Regions from separate parts of the Homo sapiens genome. Here regions 2 and 3 are each linked to region 1. The links are chromatin loops, found by intact Hi-C in ENCODE. Cell type or tissue: PC-3. All regions are shown on one strand.

Region 1 (8,000 bases):
CCGAAAGGGTTCTGCAAAAATGGAGAAAATGATCTATTTTCAATTCCATGCCACATTTGTTCTCCTAGGTCCCAAAGGGAAATTGCTTGAGGCTGTAGTCTTACAGAGTCCCCATTACAATAACTCCCTTGTGATCTCCCCTAACCCTCTGCTACCTAGTCTCTCTCTTTCCCATCCCTCCTGCATCAGCCCACAAATAAATACCCTTTTGCCAAAAAATAACAACGAACCAAAAGTCATTCATTTCAAATCATACACTTCGTTCAAATCAAGCCTGCTATGATCCCAGCCAGGCCTCCCTCCTAAATGAGTTGAGGGAAGCAAGGCTGCCCAGACTAAAGTTGCATGTCCCCTCAAAGCCTTCCCTGCAAGGCTTTAACAAGTGAAAATTTGCTTTTTAGGAAAGTATCATTCCTGCAAAGCCTTGTATTTCTGTGTGACTTGAACAATGCCAGTACTATACTGCCCATAGAATGGTAGAGAAGGGATTTATTGCTCAAACGGCTTCTTGATAACTCATTGGCCTCAGCAGAGATATCCATAATTTATGGAGGAAGTGATCAATCACTAGAAAATACATCCTGCCCATTAAAGGAAGCTGTCAGCCTCCTGCCAGCCCATCTCACTGGACTGGAGAGTCTGAGCCAAGGGCACTTGGGACAGCCTCTTTCTGGCATTGGTTTTCAGGGAACAGAAAGAAATTTTGTCATTGACTCAAAAGCTCTAAGGCCTAAAAAGGAGCTGAGTTTTGGAAAATAGATTCACATAGGGGAAAATAGGAGGACAAGAGAGATCTGTCTTAAAGGGAGAAGCTTTCAACTATTCCTGCAGTAGATGGGGGTGCACGCATGAATCCATGAGTCTTCTATCTGTGGCCAGAAATAAGATTTGGAGATTAAAGGCTGGTGGTCAAGCTGGGGTTTTGGAAACATAGAGTGAGCAGCTGCTTAGCTATTCCACTTGCAAAATAAGAGGAAAGGCAGGATCGAGAGTGAAGCAAAAACAGGAGAGCAAGTGAAAGACAGATGCAACCAAAGAAGAAAAAAGAAGGCAAATATTTACTAATCAAAGAAGCAAAGGGAGTGAGAGGAAGTTGCCTAGAATCATAATGTGTCTGTAATTGCTCATCAGATCAGCTAACTTGGCCCAAATCTAATGTCATTCTTATTTTCAAATGCTCATGAGCTCTAAGGGATACCTGTTTCCTCTCTCCTGTGAGTTCTGAAAATAGAAACGCCCAGACATTTCATGTCACACTGGTTTGAGCTCCTGCTAGTTCTTCTTACCACACAGAGGCAGCTCTGAGTCCACTGTTTCCTGACCCACAGGTTCTATCTGTGAGTTCCTTGCCCTCTGGAGCAACTGGAAGACATTTAGTTCTCCTGCTCCCACTGAGGCATTCCTACAAGGGCTTCTGTGGATGAAATTGAGAAGTAGCCCCAAGAATTTTTGTGTCTTTCCCTCAGGGCTCTCAAAAGAGAAAGCATCTTTCCTCCTGCCACCCCACTTTCGATCTACTCACAAAGACATCATTTATACCCAGATATCATTGGAATGTCCTCCTCTCTGTATTTTTACATTTCAGTTAGGATCAAGCCCTAAGTCTAAAGAATGAATTGCTAAGAGTGGAATATTAGTGACAGCCAGTCTTATGAGTAGGCTGGACCCAGTGAAAGCATCCTTGATACGGCCTTTAACACCCTAAAGGATGTGGCCTCTGCCCAGATCTCTGACATATTCTACTACTTGTGACACTCATCTCCCTGCTCAAACATACTACCATCCCATCAGACACAGGGCTTTTGCACACACTCTTCCTTCCATCTGGTACTTTCTTCTGCAGCTCTGCACATAGTCACCAGTCCAGCTTAGTCTTCACATCTCAGCCTCCCTGCCTCCTCAGATGAGGTCAGGCCTCCCTACTAGAGGTTCCCCAGCACCATACGCTACTCCTTCACAGCAAGTATGATTCATTCCTTCTTTGTCCTAAAGGTCCTCATGTCAGAACACATATGACAGTTTCCAGCTGTCCCAAGAGGACCGGTATGACCAGGCTATAATGGGAGGAGGGATAAGTAGGCCAGAGAGGCAAACTGGCCAGATTAGTCAGGTGCATGAAAGCTTCATTCAGGATTTTATTCTGAGCACAATCAGAAAACACAGGAGGATTTTACACAGGGGAGTGACATGATCTATATTGATCTATACTCTAATTGAGTACTCCAGCTACTGTTTGCAAATGGACATAGGTAGAAGGCAACTTTAGAAGATGTTGGAAGGCTACTGTTGTGCCAGGGATGTTTTGTGGAGGTACAGAGGGGTCAATGGATTCAGTGTATGTTCCACACAATACACTGATAGATTAAATGGACTCAGCAAATGACACCACACAATATACTGATAGATTAAATGTGGTTCTTGAGGGACAGAGAAGAACTAGGATTGGGCTTGGCTAATTAGTAAATGCAGTGTTGTTTATTGACATGAAAAAGATTGGAAAAAGTAGCCGAGGGGGAGAAGTCAATGTTGTTTTGATAAGTTAGAATTGAGATGTCTTTTAAATATCCAAGTGGAAATGTCAGGAAAGCAGATGGAATTGCTAGGAAACGTTAGGGCTGGAAAAAGATATTGGGCAATGATAGACCTATGGAGAGGTTTGCCAGAGTCAGTGTTGCTCTTTGAGTACAATGGAATGAGGGGCTGACATCCATGAGGTTTGCAAGTGAGTGAACAGAAAGAACCAAGGAACCTACATGGGTGAGAAGAAAAAGAAAGACCTGAGCATAGTGAGAATACAGAAAAGTAATAGGGTAGAGGATTGAAAGTCACAACGAGGCTGTGTAATTTCTAAAGTGGGAGATCTAGAGTGAGTGAGATGGAAGGATATGAGGTGGTGCTCAGAGCAGAGACCTCTGCTATAGACCAACCTCATTAGGCTAGTTTACCCATTCCAAATCCTAAAACTTCGCTATGCTGGCATCCTTGCTCTGCTCCAAAATACCCTCCCTCCTTTTTAGGTATTAATCTATCCATGGATGTTGTCACACACTCTGTAACTTTAAACCAGCTTGATGTGTCTGAAGGCTGCACATAGGTTGACCACTCAATGGAGGTTGAAACGGTTTCAAAGCCATTTGTGGACACCTTCCTGAATCACTTCCTGTTGGCTGTTGCGCTGCTTGGTTTATGACCTGGTTGAACTCTGCTCAGCTCTTATGCTCTTTGCTCTAGTCTAGAGTCTTGGCTCCATCATCCATGCAAGATCATGCTCCCTGCTCTGCATTCTCTTGCATGGTGATGGCTGCCAGTTACTTTCTTGGAACTAAACCTCTGGCCAACATGGGACCCAGCTTGGTCTGCCTGCTTCTCCATGAGGGAAAGGATTAGAAAAGACCCACAGCTTCCTTCGTGATCCCCTTCCCAGAACGCCTTCTCTAGCAGACGCATCTCCATGCTGGCAAGCTCCTCCTCCCGTTTTCTTTCTACACTTGAGAATGTGTTCCCATCAGTTTTGTAAACACGTTTCTTCTGGCACATTTTAATTGTTTGTTGGAATGTTGTTGCACTCCTTATTTCTGTTTTTTAATTTTTGACATGTTTTTATGGAATTTTATATCCTTTTTGTTGCTCATTTTTATATGAAATTTGGTTATTTTCCTTCCTATCTTCATGGCTCTAGAGCTCCCTCTTCTGCTCTTCTTGTGAAGTGTTCATGATATGTTTTCCTTCCTGACAATCTCCTAGCTCTGGACTCCTCCCCTCCTTTCATGTAAACTTTGTTTTTTCTTTATCTCTATTGACCCCGTACTGCTCACTTTGAATCTTACTCCAAGCAGTTCCTACTCACTGTGGAGCTTTGTCTTAAAAGGGAGTTTTGTCTGGTTAGTTTAAAGCATTCGCAAGGTCCAGACTCTCAGGCCCCTTCAGATCTGACCACTTGCACACACTGCTAGCAGAGTCTGCAAAATTCTGAGTTTGGCAGTTGCTCTCAGGTTGGCCCTCTGAGGTTTCCAGTGAAAACCTGTCTGATTGACTGGGGGACTGTGACATACATTAGATACCCCATTGTTTTCCTTTGCTTTCACCAGTACAGCTTTGATACCATTCAGGTCTTGAAGGATCAGTGGTTTGTCCCTACCTACTCATATTTAGCTTTCATGGAGATACCTTATCAATTATTGTAAATGTTTATCATAGATTTGGGGGGCTTGGGATTTTTCTATCTAATTGCTCTGTTTAATTTTATGATGGTACTTGGAGAAATTAAATTTCTCAAACATTGTAAGTGGTAGACGTCAGATATAAATCCAGTCATTTTGCCTATGAAGTCCATACTACTAACCACTCTGCAAGGCTGCATCTAAGTGTCATTAGCTGTCAGAAGAATAAGTAGAAATTAAACAAATGAAAAATAGAAATAGACCAGTTCTAGGTTAAGAGAAAGGGATAGACAAAGGCCCTGGGGCTTCTGTGCTTTAGAGAAATGGAAAAAAGCCAGCTACAGCTTTGTGAGACATGGGAGCAAATCATGAAAGGATGCATGAAAAGGAAGCCAAAGCAGATAATTCAGGACACTGCAAGCCAGGGACAGGATTATTTTATCTTACATGCAATGCAAAGCCATCAGAAAAGCTGTAATGTGCATGCAATATTTCAAGAGAGCTCAGAAGAGGGATCACTTTGCTTCACTTAAAGAACTAAATTAGGCCTATAATCCCAGAACTTTGGGAGGCTGAGGCAGGCCTCGAGGTCAGCAGTTTAAGAAGAGCCTGGCGAACATGGCAAAACCTCGTCTCTACTACAAATACAAAAATTAGCTGGGCGTGGTGGTACACGCCTGTAATCCCAGCTACTTGGGAGGCTGAGGCACCAGAATTGCTTGAACCCAGGAGGTGGAGGTTGCAGTAAGCCGAGATCACGCCACTGCACTCCAGCCTGGGTGACACAACAAGACTGTCTCAAAAATAATAATAATTAAATTACATATCTCTGGAACTAAAGAATGATTTGACCACAGACAAGATGGGCAAATGGCGTGGTATAGTGCACTCATGGCCCACTAGGAAGTGAACCAAGACAGGAGTGAAGATGGTACCTGGGGGGAAAGTCATGAGATAGGAGGCTGGAGAACATGGATACTCAGGGCCAGATTGAGATGGCCCTGGGCAGTCCTTTCTTAAGGCATTCCTGGGAGCAATGGCCTTCCTCCACATCAGTTGCTACTGGAAGAAATGCAGAGATAGAGCCACGGAGCCTGTGTCATAATCAGAACTTAAAAAAGCTGCTACTTCAGATTGAATAGAGCTGCACATTTTTACAATTTTCACAATTTTTACAATTTTCAGAGCTCTACATCAGAAGGTCAGCCACATTCACCTGTCAAGATATTTTGGGCAGTAATGACTCCCCTTTCTTGCTATTCTTATCAGTTGCCTTTTGTTATAGTCACTGGGGCTTTGTGAGCTAGCTTTCTCATAAGTCTTCTGTATAATGTAGTATTCGGCACTTTTCCTATTCTCATTCAAACTTCAGCAAAAATATCAGGGAAAATGGGGGAAAGGATGATGCCTGCAACTTGAGTATTATTTTTATCTACATCACATGGAGTGAAGTTGCTTAAACGCTGTAGAACTATGACATAGTTCTGGGATTTCATATATTCAATATGTACATAAAGCAGGACCACTTTTCTATACTTTAGTGACCATTTTACTTCTAGCGCTGCTTTAGGCTTCCATTTAAAATTCTGATTCTTAATCTAAGTTTGAAATCATTGGGAATTATTTGTGGAAAGGCCAGTGGATGGTGAGGCATTAGGCCAAAGGGAGGTCAGGACCCGTTGAGTCTGCTAAGGGCAAGGATGTATGTAAGAGCACAGGTGTGAGCCATTAGCAGCCAGCACCTGCAGCAGCTGAGGCCTAAGTGTATCAGCCTGGTCGAGGGAATCTGGGTGGGGTACGGGAAGCATCTGCTCTGTGGGGCTTGGATGGGACAACATCCCTAATATTTCTCACAATGCCTTTTCTCTACTCAGTAACCCCACGATCTTTTCAGAAGTGTTAACAAAGCCTGTGACTTTTATTTGCTCTGATACTGTTTCTTGATGGCAGTGCTCTGAATGGGGTCTCAGTCCTAAGGCTGTGGTCTAATGGCCATGCCTTTGAGACAGTAGCAGTTTCATTTTCCAACCACGAAAGTCCAGAATCTCTGGAATCTCTATATTCATCTGAAACTGTTCATAAACCTTCTTTCCTGGAGCTAATCCCTTTCTTGTACTACTTTATCAAATGTACATGTAGCGACTGGCTCATACTTTCAAATTCTGCTTCCAACTGACTAACCTGATGCTCAAGTTCATTTAGAACACTTTCTGTTTTCCATATTCCACAGGCAATAGTTTCACAAAATGTTTGCCAGCACATGAATTACCATTCTCCCAACATCCTATAACAGTCTCTTCACTGCCATCTATCCACCAAGAGGCAATGCAAATACTATGGATATATAATTCTTTGGGACCAACAGTAGTAATTACCACAGTCTATTGCCCAAGCTGGACAAATGGGAATTCTTTTGATGGGGATAGACATCAGAAGTTACCTCTGTGGATGTGATCTGGATAGCTGTGGCATAGCCCCTTCTACCATGTGACTACCGGCAAAGAGAGCCCATCTGTAGACATAGAGAAATAAAGCAGGTGAACAGAACAAAGCAGACATGTGAGAGGCACAGAGAGGCTTCCCTGGATTCTTGGTACCTGACAATTTTCCCTTTTCTGGAAGGGTTCCAGCTCCTTCCATCTCAACTTCAGCAATAATAATGGAAACTTGAAAAGGCTCTCAGAAGACCATCTCCTTCAGGAGCCTCCCATACTCTAAAAAATGAGGCAGCATTTCTCTCCTATTGACTATCAGTCTGAATCCTTTGTAGAATCACTTGCATTAACATCCGCAGTAAATCCAAGTATGGGGGAGTGGAATTTCTTCTTGATTTTTTGTCATGTTTTAAATACAGCTTTGTTGTTGTTGTTGTTGTTTTTAATAGAGTTCAGGAGTAGAAACTTTGGAATCAGAAAGATTTGAATTTGAATCTGATATAAACAACTTGCTTTTGGTGTATCTTATAATTTTAGGCAATGTACTCAACCTTAGGCATTTTTTTTTTTTTTTAGATGGAGTCTTGCTCTTGTCGCCCAGGCTGGAGTGCAATGGCATGATCTCAGCTCACCGCAACCTCCGCCTCCTGAGTTCAGGCGATTCTCCTGCCTCAGCCTCCTGAGTAGCTGGGATTACAGGTGCCCACCACCATGCCTGGCTAATTTTTGTATTTTTAGTAGAAACGGGTTTTGTATTTTTAGTAGAGACGGGGTTGGCCAGGCTGGCCTGGAGCTCCTGACCTCACGATACACCCACCTCGGCCTCCCAAAGTACTGGGATTACAGGCGTGAGCTGCCATGCCTGGCCACCTTAGGCAATTTATTTAACCTTCCTAGTCCTCATTTTTCTCATCTACCAAGTGAAGATTATAATATCTACCTTGGAGTTGTGAAAATCATAAGATAATGTCTACCAAGTGCTTAGCACTACTCTATGCTTACTGTATAGATTAAGTCCTTTTTTTTTTTTTTTTGCTTTCCTGCTGTTTTCCCTTCTTCTTGCCTTGTGTAATAGCTTTGCACACAGTAACCCCATGCATGAGACTTCTTTTCATGAAGGGGATCATGTCATAATTATTCCAACTTCTAATGATCTTTACATTAGTCATGTCCAAATTCCCCATTGGACTAGAAAAGTTCCATTCTTCTGTTAGCATTTGAGGTTTGTGTGTTATGTCTCCCTAGAATGTTAGAGCCAATAAGGGCCTTCAAGTTGGTCCATTTATTGTAATCTTTTCATTTTATAGATGAAGAAACAGTGATCACAAAAGTTAAGATGACTCGTTCAAGGTCATTTGGCCAGGTAGTAGCAAAGCACAGATTAACATCTATTTCAGTCCTTCTT
Region 2 (8,000 bases), 340 kb before region 1:
ACTATAGTTCCGCGAGTAAACATAATCAAGATTTGCTCAAAATTCCCTGGGCTCTTCTTTGGCTTTCATCAAATAGATGCAACTCAGTGTTATTTTGCCCTGTCCTCACAGTGCTGTACATATTAACCTTACTGCTTCAAAGAGGGAGGACTCTGAGCTGCTCTGCATGGTACTTAGGCTAGTTTGGATACTGCCAACATGAGCAGATCACGCCCAGCTGAGAAAGAACTAGAGCTGATGCCTAGTCCTATTGCTTCAAGGACCCTGGAGAACTCATTACCTTGCTTAACATATCTCTAGATCATTGAAACTTGACACAGTGACCCATAGGAACAAAGAGAAATGGCTCTATTCCAAATCAAGAGTCCCACAGACTCTTCAACAGCATTTTTAAAGAGATTCATTATTTTACAGAAATATATTCTTTATTAAATCCAAGAGAGGAGAAGAAGGAGCTTGGTTTCCTGCCAGTTCTAAAAGAGGAGGAAAGTATTTCAGATTGTCTAGTCCCTCACGTCTTACTGAGCCCAGGCTCTCTCCTACACAAGAGCTGTCCTGTTCATTTGTTTTATGAAAAGTACAGGCAACACTAAATTTTAGAATTACATTAGTGTGGAATTTTATTCTTTATGGTAAAAGCATTAAGAAAAACTGCTATTCAAGTTTTTCATCATATATAATGAAAAAAATGAATTGCCAACCTATTAGAGCTATTTTAATGTTCTCTAAGCATATTATTTGCACATTTGATTATAAGCCTTCGATAAGTGCTTTCTAGAGATATTTTTTTCTTAGCAGGAAAAAAAGAGACAGGAGGGTATTTATAATTATGGAAACATGCAGAATGTATTTAAAACATCCAAGGTAGGCAAGATTTCATAATGGCATGTATAAGGGATACATTGGACTAATTATTTCTTTCTTATTAATAATTTCTATTTCTATAAGGGAGATAAATGGAGAAATTTATCTGGAGATTACACCTTTAAATACTTTCATAAAAAGCAGTTACAAAAATGGCTTTTGAAGTCTGGCTGCAATTGAAGCAGATTTGGCCAGGCCATTTCCATCACAATAGGATTTTTGAAGAGAGTAGAGTGAAAAAAGGGCCCATTACAGACAGGTCACCTGATCCAGCCCTAGAGATAATGTGAAATTGTTCCCTATAGTAATGTCTGCAAGGCTTTATCCAGACTCGTCTGAAATGGATACCCAGAAAAATGCACTGTTCTAATAGCCCCCTTTATTTTTGGCTTGAAAGCCTATTTCCTAATGGCAGTAATGACTAGTTTGCTTGCCCATCTTTATCTTCCATGAACGATGTAAAAGAAAGCAGTATTTTGGAGCCACCGGCCATAGGGGATTGCTGCTCACAGGTCCTAAGTGATAGTGAGGTGGTAGCTGAGGTTACATCAAGTGCTTTTTAAGCCCCAACTCATCTGGCATCTAGCAGACTAAGATTTGCTCCACAGGAAGCCTGAGACAATGAAGAGGAGCCTGAAAACCATGGAATGAGGTGTATGAGCTGTTTCAAGGGTGATGAAGGTATCTTGGAATTGCAGAGACAGGTTCTTCTCCCAAGTCTCTTCTGTAGCAGAGATAACTACTCCTTAAGCAGGAAAAAGATCTGTGTGTTATGATCTGCACCACAGTTGCCAAATGTCACATTAATCCCTCTGTGATTCCATACACAAATCATATCCTAATTGTTCCACTACTGCATAGATAATTAAGTTATGGGAAAAATGTAAGACTCAAATGGTACCGTGTAAAAATATCACTGCCTGACATAATTCCAACAGGGTGGCATTGTTGCCACCCAGAGTCAAGGGATTTTCCTTGACATTTTACATTATTCAACACGGTGCTGCCATCTCCTGGGAAGGTTTTCTGGATTCCCTCAATTCCATAACCTTCTGTTCATTCCATACTTCTGATTTCTCAAAACTCCAGAAACCACCATCCTCTGTATAAGATAACAGACTCTGCCTTCCTCACCATTTCAGCAGACACACAAGGAAAAGAGGAACAATTTGGGTGGAGAGGGAACAGGGCAGAGAAATGAAGAGTCCTTGTCATAAGCAGGTTAGAGGGTCCCTATCAGGGGCAGGAATCACAACTTACAATCAATGTATCCTGACATTCTGAGTGTAAATTGTTTGGGTAAAACAAAAAGGCATCATTTGAATTAATGCTCTGGTTCATTGGAAAGAGTACTCAGAAATGCAGGAATATGTGGGTGGCAAGTGTGACAGACCCCATTTGGACTTTTAAAATTAAGTGAGGAGATTCTTAAGGCCAGAAAGTGAAGGCTGAGGACTAACAAGCAAGTGGATATCACCTTCATTATGATTTCAACATTAAACATTAATGTGACTTTATTTGTCTCCAAAGTCTCTTATAGATGACAACATACCAATTATGATCTTTCAAACTAGATTATAAACTCTTTGAATTTAATAATGGTCAAATTTAAGTGTTGCATATTTCACTTTTATATTCCCAAACCTACATCAGTATTTAGCCCAAAGAAAAAATCCACTAAATGTTAGTTGAATGACTTAATGAAATCCAGCCACAGGAACCAAATAGGGTGACAATCTCTGCTTGTAACTGTGTCTTTATACCTTTCTGCTAACAATTGTTGGGGTAAAAAAACTATAAGTGCCACTTATAATCACTGAATTCAGACAAGAAAGCAGTAAAGTTAGAAAAGGGGGAAGAAATCATTTAAATCAAGGGGGATACAGTGAAAAGAAGTAAATATTAGGCTGATAGCAATAAAAATATCTAGCCCTAGAAGCAAAAGCCTGACATTTTCCCAAGGAGTTATCCAAGCACTGTTTTAAACATTTTTCATATAATACCTCATTTAATTCTCTGAAATCTCTATGAACAAAACTATTATTTTTCCATATTTTCCAGAAAACAACACAGAACCAGAGTTATCTAGTGTCTTATTCAAGGTTTCACAGCTCCCTGGTGGCAGAGGCAATATTTTAACACAGGCTCCTGCCTGCAAGGTTTATACTTTCAAACTCTGCACTATGCTGCCTTTCAAGAGTGTTAGATCCCCATAGGAGATGCAGCAGATTAAGCATCTTCATTTCATTTACTAAAAAGATTTTCAATTATTTATCAATAGAAATCAGGGAAAAAATAACATGGCTTTAATTTCACTGAAACCTAGAATGCACACATACACATGCACATGTGCACACATACAGATGCACGTGTGCACACACACATCCATGTATCTTGGAGTTTAATGTCCGTTCTTTCTAAGTCTAGTATTTTCTTCTTCAAAATTCAAGGACTTCAAGGCTTAAGTACTATCACAAGATTTCTCTGTTATTATTCAAAGATTAGAAGTTCTTGGGCACCAGGAAGATAACTGGCAAAGTACTATTTCAAGTTCCTCATCACAATATTGAATAAAATCCCACATAATCAGAACCTTAGTCAAGTGGAGCAAATGTTAGCATGGGACGATACAATCAAATTCCACCCTTATCTCCATGCCTGCAAGCCCAAGCCTTTCCACACTAGAAAGGATTTACCAGTCTCCTGAGGGACAGAGAAAAGTAAACCTCAGAAAAAAAGAGTGCTTAAAATGGCAGGAATATCAATGCCCCATGGTGACTGTAGCAATGCACAGAATTTACTGCATCCAAGGCATGTGCTTCAAGACATTAGAAAGTAATATCAAATGAAAGGTGTTTATTGGACTGGCCTCTGAAACAGACAAATGCCCAACTGCATAGCTGATGAAAAAATTAGCCTGCTACTAAACACTAAATGGATCAACAATCTATTAACTCTAACCTTGTTAGCAGTGAGCTTGCAGTAGAATACGTGACCTGCCTTTTTAAACAAACTTTCTTCAATGTCTATCTTGGACTGAAATGATTTTCTTTTTCCAAATTCAGCAATGATATACTTAATATTCCATATTAACTCAAAATGACCTTGTCCCTTTCTTCAAAGGCTATTCACCTTCAAGGCCTTTTGAGATCATTACATATGTACCATTTTATTCAGGTGATAATAATATTCATTTTTATTGTATGGGCAGCAACCACAGCAGAGGCTCAGATGATATTCAGTGAGTCTCTACAGTCAAGATGAAATGTTATGAAGACCTTGATGACAAATCATCATCTCAAAGTCATTGTCTTATCAGCAGAAATATTCTCATCCATACGCACCTATAGGCAAGAGTGAGGGCAGAGTCAGCAAACACCCACACAGAAATAGTTCTGATGGGAAGGCAGGGAGAATGGGAATAGGTTAATGGAGAGGGTAAAGTTGTAGGGTGAAATCTTTATATTCATGCAAGTTTAAAAAAAACAAAAGCTTATCGTGTAAAACAAAGCTATGTTGGGGTGGAAATGAGGGAACTGAAAGTAACCTTGATATAACAGGCCCTATTTGTGAATGAGAAAAAGACTGTAAAAGCAAGTATAATATTCCAACGATCAGGCAGCCACCAGGAACACTGCCCAGAGTGAGTGCATTTCAGCCAGACCTCCAGAAGCAAACATTAGTTTCTCTCCAAAGCAAACCTACATTCCTGCAATGACTCAAACCTACTCACCAGAAAGCTCCGGAAAAGGAGGTTCCAATGACTTCAGTCTTAAGAAGGCAAGAGAGAGAACAAAAGTTCTGAAGTAAGTTCTATTCCCATAAAACGAATGTTAAGTAAAGAAAATCAAGTGCTAGACTAAAAGCCAGGAAAAGTGAGGCACAGCAGTAAGTTTAAGGCCAGAGCTAAGGAAGTACTCCACAGAATTTAGAATGAACAAATACTGAAATGACTGTCTAAGCAGGTTTCATAAGCCCTTGGAGCGAGGTAGCAAATATGGCAGGAAAGAAAGTGCAGGCCATCCTTAACATCAGGCAAGTGTTTCTGGGGGCTTTTTAGAATGTAAGCGAGGAAAGAGGGACAAGCTCATCTTTGGGAATTGAAAGACTACTGAGTCTGCAGAAATCCATGGGCTGAAGCACCCAGTACTTAACAACTATTTTTTCAGGTTTTATGCCAAGTACTAAAGAATCAAAATTGGAAACTCACAATCTCCACTCTCAAGAGTTTCTAAAAGTCAAGAAATGAATGGTCTGACTTCTATATGAATGTGGCCACTTGTGACAAAGTGGTAGAAAAACTGTCCCGGGTGGTTTAAACGGTTGATATCAAGGCAGGATCTTTCTCTATGAATGTCTTAAAAAGGTATGGTGATTAAAAGAGAAATGACTATTAGACCTTTCCCCTGTGAAACCTGCTGGGAAGTTTAGTCATCCTAAAGTTTGCTTTGTATCATGTGGTATTTAGAAACTCCAAATTAAATCTATTCAACTGACACATTCTCACCCTGTTCTTCCTGCTTATTCAAATTTCTACACCACACCTGTTTCTGTTTAGAAAGTAGGCAGAATGTAAGTTATTACAAACGTGATATAAATTTATTTACTTTATGTCAGATACAGTATAACATATAATGGGAAAAAGCAAAAAAAAATAAGTTTTAGAATGAGACAGGCTATGTAATTAATTTCAGTTATTTACTCAGTAAATAATTTTCTTTTTCCAAATTCACAGAAAGACAAATACCATATGATCTCAATTGTGTGTGGAATCTAGAAAGTCTAATTTACAGAAACATAAAGTGATTAGTAGGTGACTATCAGGGGCTGGCCCAGCATGTGGGGGCAGGGAACGGAAAAATATTGGACAAAGGATACAAACTTTCAGTTATAAGCCAAATAAATTCTATAGATCTAATGTACAACATGGTAATTATAGTTACTAATATTGTATTATTTACTTAAAAAGCATGGTGATAGATATGTCGATTAATTTGATTGTGGTAATATGTATATGTATACCACATCATCATGTTTTTTGCCTTTAATCTATACAATTTTTATTTTTCAATTATATCTCAAGCTGGAGAAAACAAAGATTTGAAGCAAAATGTATTAGAACATATTTTTCAGTGTAAGTGACATTCTATGCAATTGGATGGAAGTGTAGAAGTATCTAATATTTTTTGGCTTATAGTAATTCCTAAATTCTACTTCAACAAAGAAATACCATAAAATTTTAAAGATTACCATATTCTAAGAATTTTTTATATCAAGTGAATACAATTACAACCATTTTCTGGGAATTATTTTAAAGTGACAGCCGATTTATAGTTACTAAACTCATTTCTAAAGTCCCAGTTTCCTAAGAAGCACCAAGATTACATCCTCATCATGACAGACATGTCATTTCTACCCCAGAAAAACCAAGTTTATGTTCTACGCTCATTTATGCTCTATTCATTTTACCAACTGAATTATAAAGTAAGAGATTCCCTTTTATTATCTGCTATGATCTGATGTTGACCATTGGTAATGAATTTTAGAAGCCAGTTGGATAAGTGCACAGAGGAGTAATTATTTAAAATAAAAATTTTCCCAGAATAACTGGTACTGAAGTGGATGGCATGTCAGAAGATAAGTGATCTCAACAAACCCATTTTCATTAAGGAAGAGGGTGAAGAGATTTCCTAAGGGAAATCATGATTACTCAGTATCAGCCATGGTAAAGTTCCACAGTGATCCACAGCTTGAATAGTCTGAACTTTCACCACGCTTGCTTACCAAAGTCATAAGCTAGGACCATAGTTTATCCATCATGGGGAGCAGCTTAGCCTAATAGACTGAGTAGCGTCATGCCAGCTGGACTTTGGGCAAGATACCCAGCACATTAGACTTATTCATAAAAGTCAGAGAATTTTACACAACCCCAAACCACAGGGCAACAGCTGTACTGTTAGAAAACAACAAGATATTGGGTTCAAGGCTAATCCTTATCATGCAGCTGAAGTTGAAAAAATAAAGCAAAACCAAAACTCACACCTCAGAATCTGCACCTGATAAACCTGGGGCATCAACTGGCTATCAGCAATATCATCAATGGGGTAATAGCAGAGGCTGGAGATTAAGTATATAGATTTTGAATTCAGGTTGTCTAGTTTGGATTGTGACTGTGCTACTCAGTAGCTGTCTGTCCATGGGAAATTATTTTACCTCTTCAGGCCTTAGTTTCTTTATGTATAAACAGGAATTTCTGTACTAAAAACTTCATAGCCTTGTAGAAAGGATATAATTAATTTAAAGCTTTTAGCACAGTGAGCATCATGCAGAAGTAGTTAATAAATGCTAATCATGATTAAGTTTATTATTTTACTATTATATAATGATAACCATCTAAATATATTAAATCCACCCAATATTTCCTTTTTTCTTGAAACCCTTGACCATGCAAACATGCCTATGAGCCTACAGTCTGCTTTCTATCTCAGTATAGATAACGGCAAAGGAACTCACACAGTAATGCAGTATGTCTGGTGGAAAGAGAAGTCCAGCCCCTCTGCCTGACTTCCTTTGCTTTTCATCTCTTTAATCCACCACCACTAAGCCCACGGGTCTCCCACCTGCAGATTCAGTTCTGCTCTAACTCTATGCTAAACTAGGCTTCTAGCAGAAAAAAAAAATATTCATTTTCACCCCTTTCCCTTGTTCTCCTCCCCAAATCTAGTGAAGCTTAACTAAGACCAGCCCATTCTTCTTATTAGGATTTCTAGAAAGGCAAGGTTCAGTGCTGACCACTAAGCTCCTTCACTCTCTAGCCACACTCCTTGTTACTCTGACACTATTGTATGGCTTCTAGTTCCCCTCCTGTGTTCCAATCCTATTCTCTGTGCTCAGGCACCAATCTCTTGAGCAATATTTTCTATCACTAACTACCCAGTACCCCCAGTTTATAGACTATGACACCACATTAGTTCTTTCAGAAATGAGAGCCAGGCACTGTCCTGAAAATTTATGCACAGCTTTCTCCTTGCACTCTTATATAGCATGGAATGACTCAGAACAAATGTATCAGTCCTCTAAATGAAATTTCTGAACTAAAGAGTTCCACAGGATGATTATTAAAAAATGTGTCTGTA
Region 3 (8,000 bases), 320 kb before region 1:
CACAGTTTAATTCAACAGTAATTACCTTTGTACAGTGAATAACAATCCTAATTTATTAACTGTATATAAATAGTATATGACTTAATTTTTAATAAACACAGCCCGCCTCAGGTGCCAGTGAGGAACATGGGCATATATTCATAGAAGTTCCTGTTCTGCTTGAGCAAAGCAAAAGAGAAAAGTAATTCAAAGCAGGTCAAGATATTACTTTTGCAGTCAATAAAAAGTTATGAGCATGCTCAGATGCCGTTCAAAACATTCCAAGATATGTCCTGGCTTCCTTGAGCCACCCACAGTTCAACAGCAGACAACAGAGAAATACAATAAGATGAAGGCATATATCAGAAATAAAATATGTATCAATAAGAATGTGTTCACCACAAGTTAACTTTGAAAAAGCTTATTAAAAAGGGCTTAAATAATAAAGTTATATTTTGTTTACTTAATAAGGAATTTGAAAAAAGTAACTCAGTGCAACAGCTCAATAACATCTCAAAAATCCAAGTTCTTTGTGTCCATTCGTTCTGCCATCCTCATTCTTACATCTGTGCCTTTATCATCACAAGAGGGCAGCCACCGCTCCAAGCACATTCAAGGCAAAAGACTGCTTCCTAATAAGAAATATAAATAAAACCATCTATGAGCCTAAGTAAATGTCTCTAGTTTTATGGTCCAGTAAAGGAATTATCCTTTTTGGAGTGCTGAGTAGGTTGGGAAGATAAGTAACTATGTAGGTGAATATATACATACATATAGGTTACATAAGTAGAATAATTAGGTAGATAGATAACATTTAACTGTGGACCTATTTGCATTTTCCAAACCTCTCAGGAATTATCCTTTTCTGAACCATAAGACTAGAGAAATTTGCTTAGGTTCATTGATGGTTTTATTTATAGCAACTATAAGCTATTAGGGAGCTTTTCCAAACTTTTCAGAAAATGTTTGTCTCCCTTCTCCCTCTGTTGGCTACCCCAGCAGAGCTTGTCTTTTGTCTCATTGGCCGCTAGGGCACAAGGCCACCCTTACCTACAAGGGAGACTAGGAAAATTAATATACGGCAAAGGACACAGTGCCAATTGTTACTGTCACTCCACTCCTCACCCTCAAATACAAACCATGGTGTGCCAGCAAAGAAAAGGAGAACAGACACAAAGACTTGCTGGGGTGGCATCTGAGACAGATAATGTCTCCATAGAACATTCACCCTTGATTCTGTCCCCTAATCCAGCCATACAAAAAGTATTTCTCACAGGGACACAAAAGTGAAATGTTTAAAATTGGGTTATGGCCCTCTATAATGTCTTCCTCAAAAAGTGAGAAATGTGTCCCCAAATCATGTATTAATTTGAAACCCACACATGAAAATAATCCAGACCTTTTCAAATGGGTTCCACACAAGACTTGTCTAGCAAATGCTGGAGGCCAAGGGGAATTCACATTTTTATATAAATTTGAAAATGCTCATTGAGCATTAGAATACTAAAATCTATGATAGGTAATGGAGAACAAGTAAGCATTGTTTAACCCAATGTTGTCCAAACAACTACCACAATAAAAATACATCTATTGTTTCATGTAACACCTACTAATGTCCCACAGAATATAGTTTGTTAAAGACTGGCAAGTCACTTTTCTTATCTCCATTACCCTAGAAGATGAACATGAATCTGGTTCTTAACTTATTTTCTAAGGAGAGATCTGGTTATACCACTGATAGCTCAGCTCAACGGAACAGTGCTACTCACCAAAGTACTATTTTTTTTTTCTTTTATCTTTCCCTGAAACTAACCATGATATGAATCAGGCCAGAGAGGGTGAGCCATCTAAAACCTATCCAACTAAGAGGAATAAAGAATTTAACTATGTAGAATCCAGGTTGAAACTAAAGACACAGCACCTTGGATTCTAACACAGCAAAACTACTATTACTTGATGAGATTTAGAGAGATTACAAAAAGTGACAGCCTATTCAGACTGTGATTATTTCAATGAAAGCTTTCATTTCAGTGATTTTAAACAGGACACTTACACAAATCCTAGCTGTGAAAATGGTTTTCAAGAAGGGAAGGATCATGGAGTTAGACGAGATGAGAAGTCATGTGTTTTCCAGCCTGCCTGTCTCTTCTCCCTCCCTCCTCAATTTCACCATCCAGTATCCTAGCAAAGTTGGTGTAGGAAACTACAGTTGAGGAAAAACACTGTCAGAGGGCTCAGGTGTACTAATTCCAACCTCTATGGCCTGACATCTGAATGGTCAGAAACTATGATCTTTACTAAATACTCTAACCACTTTTCAAAGCCAGTTTTCCACTGCTTTTATTTGTTGACATGGTAAGACAGACCAAAATCATAGTAGATCCACTGGTAGGCATTGGGCTCAGAAGTGATATTACAGAACTTCCAAGTTCCTAAGAGTTTCTCAACAAGAGCTCCACAAAATTCCCTTCACATTGTAATGACTCTGTGGGAGGCACACTTTGATGTTCTCTGAACACAAACAACTCCATGCACCTTGAGGTAACAGAATATTTCACCGAGGCTGCTAAGGTTTTCCAACAAATAATAAACTCTGACCCCTGTCAGTCAAAAAGGCTTCCATCTCTGGGTCTAGCCACATGTTTCTGTAGATCTGAACAGCAAGGTAAGCTAGAGAGTCATAAGCTACAAATACCATTCTCAGTTGTGTGAACTTTCTAGAATTACTACATTCTGTATCCAAGCATTAGAACAGCTAAAGTGGGAATTTAAACATCTTCCAAACTGTCATCTGAGATTTAATACTACTCCTGCTGTATCACAGAACACTGACTGAGCAGGAAATTTCTTGGTGTGCTTTGTATTTCTCCTCATCAATCCTGCAACACCTCATTTCATCTTCTCAACATCTTTCTTTGCTATCAACACTTCTATTGATTAACCCGTATAACTAGGAGTCCCAAGTTCATCTTTAAGTTATTTTCTGTCCCTACAAAAGAATCTCTGCAAAACCAGTAGCCTTGTCCTGACTATCACAGCAGCACCCAAAGCACCTACATGGTCTTCACTCAGCACCTATGGTTAAATAAGCTAGTAAAAAACAATGTCGGGTTATTTTCAAACATTGTTGAATTAATAACTACAAGGTCCCATTTGGCTTCGGGGGATAACTGACTTACTCAGGAGCATTAATTTGTTCAATGGCTACAGAACTTGAAGTCAGGATTTTAACCCGCTCACTATTCAGCTAAAGATCCCATAATCTCCTCCAAACCACTCTGCTTTGGCTGTTGGACTATTTAGCTGTATTTGCTTCACCCGTCCCCATCTCCTGCCATACTTCTGCAAACTAATGTTACCGGAGATATTTGTGCTCTGTACTCACTTCCCATCCTTGGAGGTTTTCTAACTCTTTCAGCTTCTCACACAAACCATCAGGCTCTCGCAGGAAAGGCAAAAAAGCACAAGATAGAAATATACCCTCAGTGGCAGAGCCACATCTTCCAATCTTGGTGCCACTCTCTGAACAGTTTCTGGCACATAGGTTGTGTGCAATAAGAACTGATGAATCTGCTCATAGTTAATATGACAGCTACCTCTGTATGCAGCCATTAGCAGGAGATGTCATCATAACCACATCTCATGATAGCTCATCCAGAGACCTGTGAGGACAGATAGTGCAGGACATCTCCCAAGGACAGAGAAGAAACCTGAATTCAGAGATCACAACTCAAGGTTTGTTGACAGAGCCAACTTGAACACAGGATTTCCTGTAACAACCTCCCAGCTTCCATCTCGAGTTTCTATATGATGAGCTGTTGCTGATCCTTAAAGATCAGTACATATTTACCTCCTGTGTGACAATGCCCTGGGGAATGTGAGCCCAAACTTGCTCTGCATTCTTATCACTTTTGTACATTCATTCTGTAACATTCATCACAATGTAATGGTCTTTGGTTAATAAGACACTCATATTAGACTGAGAACCCCCACAGCAAAACTTTTCTACTGTTATCATCTATGTCTCCCCAGTACCCAACACAGAGACTGGGTGCACGATAGGAGTTTGACAAAATATTGTTGACATTTTATTTCTGTTACACCATGCCAACAAGTTACAACCAAAATAAAATAAATATTCATAAATGCATTACTCTTTTCCAGATCTATTTGCTTGTTAAAAGGATAGCTGCAAATGAATCTCACAAACATAATTTGCACAAAGAGGTCAATAGCCAAAATAGTACATATTTACATGAAGTTCAAAATAGGCAAAATTAACCAGTGGTGTCAGAACTGCTATTATGATTTGTCTTAATGCAGTCTATGCCTGGGAACCAAAAGGATTCAGAAAAAGCAAGCCATAATTTTAAATGTCCACAAATTTCATTATAAGCTGACAATGAGCACAACTAAAAACGACACCTCTCTGGCAATGTTTCTGCCAACCTAAAACACCATGAAAGGTATCCTTCCTAGGTGTTAATGTTCTCATTACCTGGAGAATGAGACATTATAAAAATGGTCCTCAGCTACTGCAGACAAGCCTTTTTTTTTTTGTTAGGATGTTAAAGTTTCCAGGATCAGCTTAAATTATAACAGTTCTCTTTGGTTTACAAGATGCATTTTCTCAAAAACCTAAAACCTCCCTTGAAAGGGCCAAAGACTGCTGCCTTTCACATACTCTTTGTCTAGCTGAAGCCCACTGGCACCCACTCCCTCAGTTTCAGCCTCCTGTAATGCCACAATCCCTCTTCTCTCTCCATAAATCCGGAAGAGGGCTTAGTCTTTATTTGTGCTCTTCACTGGTGGAATCAAGAAATGGGGGGAAATGGAGTTGCTGTCACTGGGATATTTTATCTTCCTAGGACCGATCACGCCAAAGATCAATAATTCATCCATAGGCTGGAAAGTGCCAGGTCTGACCACACTCCCCATTGCTGTGAGAGGGAGTTCTCTCCCCATAGCTCGCATTTGGTCAGTGCCCAGAAACAAGGACTACTCTAATGACATTGATCGTCCATTGAAATTCTCCCTTGTCAGGGAAGAAGGAATAAGGGGCGGGGCTCCCCTACCTAATTACCCTAAATATACAAGCCTTTTTGGTCTAACATGAGCCCACCAGAAAGTCTAGCAAGTAAAAGGAAAGTCCCTAGGAAGAATGCCCGCCTGCCAAAATTTAACTCTTTCATCTCCATTTTTCTTTGTTACACCCAGCTCTACCTGGTCTTCAACAACATATACCCAATGTGAGCAGGGAGACAAGTCATATTGCTCACTTCGAAATTTTTTTAGGATTGGGGTTTGGAAAAGATTCGGTGGGATGGAGGTAGATATTGCAGAAGGAAACATCGCTTCAGTGGGAAAAATGGGCAAAGGCTCCTGTGCGGTACCTCCCAGTCCAAAAGCCCCATCAATCCACATTCACGTTAGGATCACCCAGTGGGCTTTAACTCTTTTCTCCTTTCATTCACTTGCCTCCAACCCCATCACCTCTCTTCTATTCCTGCTGCTTTTGTGACCAGAATAGTGGACCAAGGCTTAGATGTGCAGAGAGTCGCCTGTCGGAGCAAATGTGACGCTGATTGGCTTCAGCTCCCCAGCTGCAAATGGGTAGCTTTGCCGGGGTTTCTCTCTTGAGCTCCAGGCACTCTCAAGGATCCGGTTCATGTCTTCGCCCTGGCCCGCTTGGTATAGGGGGCGCACAGGAAGAGGCCAAGAAGTGGAAAGAACCTCATCTCGATGTCCCAAGTGACAAAGCCCCCGGGGCTCGGGGCTTTGGTACAGAGGAGCAGCAGAAGCCGCCGCCGCAGACGCCCGGATGCGGAGGACCCAGAGCGCTGCGCAGCTGAGGAGCACCTGGGGAGCCACCGCCGGCGCCAACTTTTGCCATCCCGGGAGCCATAGCGGCAGAGAGGGGGTCCCGGACCCGAGGTGGCAGCGAGGGGCTCTGCTTTGGCAGCTGTCGGGGCTGGAGCTCAGGACCCCAACTCCAGCCAAGTCGGGCCGCGGCGGGGCAGGCGTAGGCTGCGCAGGCAGGGGTGGCCGCGGGTGCTGAGCCAGTCGCCGCCGCGCAGGCGGGCGCTGGAGTCTCAGCTACCTGGCGCGACCGCCAGCAGCACCCAGCGCGGGGCCGGGAGCTGCTGGGGGCCCAGGCTCCGCTCTCCCCACCGCTCTGCACCGCTGCCGGCTGCGGACAGACCCGATGCGCCACCACCACCGCAGTTGCCACGACCCCCATGGAATCGCTGGCGCCTCCGCTCCGGTTCTCTAACCCGGCGCACTCTGGGATCCCAAAGCTTGCCGTGGGTTGGAGGCTTCCTACTCTTTGTGCGTTGAGGCTTTGACCTGACCCAGAGCGCAGCTTATGCCCTGGCTTGGGCAGAAAATAATATTAATTACTGATCCTTTGTGCTCCCGGTCCTGGCTTCCTAAAGCACTCCTCTCTCATTCAGCACCCTATCTTATTTAAAAGAGCACTTTCCTATTGGCCATCCTCTGCGTGCTTTGTAGTTATATATTTTAGCTTCCTCAAAACACTGCAAACTTATTGAAGGCAGGAAGATAAAATTGGACCCTCCATGAGACAAAGCACTATGTTGAGTTTTGCTCATCATTATAGCCCTGGTACTTTGAAATGTGCTTGGCACCGAGTATGACACATAGATATCAGGTAGGTACCCATCAAGATTGAGCTTGTCTTCACCATCAGGTCTAGCCCAGAGCTGGTGACATGTCCCTTGTAATGTCTTGGAATAAAACTAAATGAAGTTAGGTAACTTCAACTCTAGCACTGAAGTTAGGTAACCAACTAAATGAAGTTAGTTGGTTACCTAAATGAAGTTAGGTAACCAACTCTAGCACTCTGCCACTAGTTTGTAGAGGATCCTTGCTCAAGTATCTCTCAGCGGAACTGTAAAACGAAGGAGTTGGTTAAATGAGAAAGTCCGCTTCGGTACTTAAAATTCTGAATCATATGATAATATCTATCCAGCCCCTCCACTGCTACGTAAAAAGTTCAGGTGAAGATCTATGGTGGGTGAGTTTTAAATTACTAGGTTTTTCTTTAAAAGCCAAACCTTTTTCCTCCAGATTTATTAAGATATAATTGACACATAAAATTTTAGATAGTTGTGATGTACAAAGTGATGTTTTGACACATGCAGGCATTGTAAATGATTACATCAAACTAACACATGCATTACCTCCCAAACTTTTTTTTGTGTGTGTGGTAAGAGCGTTTATGGTTTACTTCTTTAGCAATTTTCAAGTAGGCAATACATTATTATTAATGACAGACACCATGCTGTACAATAGATCTCCAGAATTTAGTCATCCTGTCCTAGTGAAATTTTGTGCCCTTTAACCAACATCTCTTCATTCCACTTTTGGCCCCTGGTAACCACCATTCTACTCTCTACTTCTATGAGTTTGTCATTTTTAGATTCCACATATAAATGACAGCATGCAGTGTTAGTCTGTCTTAATCGCTTTGCATTGCTATAACAGAAGGCCAAAGACAGAGTGATTTATAAAGAAAAGAAATTATTTGGCTCACAGTACTGGAGGCTGGGAAGTCCAAGAGCATGGCACCAGCATCTGCTCACCATCTGATGAGGATCCTATTGCAGTGTCATCCCATGGAAGAAGGCAGAAGAGTAAGAGAGTGTGCTCCAGAGAGAGGAAGCTAAACTCATCCTTTTGCCAGGGACCCACTCCCTTGATAGTTAGTGCACTCCCACAATATGGGCATCAATCCATTCATGAGGACAGAGCTTCACAACCTAATTACCTCTTAAAGGTCCCAGCTACCAATACTGTTGCACTGAGGATTAGTTTTCCAACACATGACCTCGGGGGGCATACATTTAAGCCATAGCTAGCATTGTCTTTTTGTGCCTGGCTAATTTCACTTAGCATAATGTCCTACAGCTTTATCCATGTTGTCTCAAGTGGCAGGATTTCCCTGTTTTTAAGGCTGAATAATATTCCATTCCCCATATTTTCTTTATCTTTTTTTT

What was found. Peaks named below come from ENCODE experiments on the same cell type or tissue, not always from the same donor. Only the 100,000 strongest peaks of a DNase experiment are listed, where the experiment ranks them.
Region 2: a loop joins it to region 1, with 5 times the contacts of the local background. A loop is called at or near these places in 3 of 110 quality-filtered maps.
Region 3: a loop joins it to region 1, with 5 times the contacts of the local background. A loop is called at or near these places in 4 of 110 quality-filtered maps.

What each region holds. Positions count from the first base shown.
Region 1 is chr10:109,770,327-109,778,326 of GRCh38, forward strand. No RefSeq gene overlaps it. Among named protein-coding and RNA genes, the nearest start is that of XPNPEP1, 150 kb to the right of the region's middle. In PC-3, a CTCF peak has its summit at 3,678 (motif pointing left); no DNase peak of the experiment used is centred here.
Region 2 is chr10:109,425,750-109,433,749 of GRCh38, forward strand. No RefSeq gene overlaps it. Among named protein-coding and RNA genes, the nearest start is that of XPNPEP1, 490 kb to the right of the region's middle. In PC-3, a CTCF peak has its summit at 1,879 (motif pointing left); DNase peaks (open chromatin) are centred at 4,592 and 5,282; H3K4me3 peaks cover 574 bases; H3K27ac peaks cover 2,890 bases.
Region 3 is chr10:109,451,066-109,459,065 of GRCh38, forward strand. No RefSeq gene overlaps it. Among named protein-coding and RNA genes, the nearest start is that of XPNPEP1, 470 kb to the right of the region's middle. In PC-3, no CTCF peak of the experiment used is centred here; a DNase peak (open chromatin) is centred at 3,826.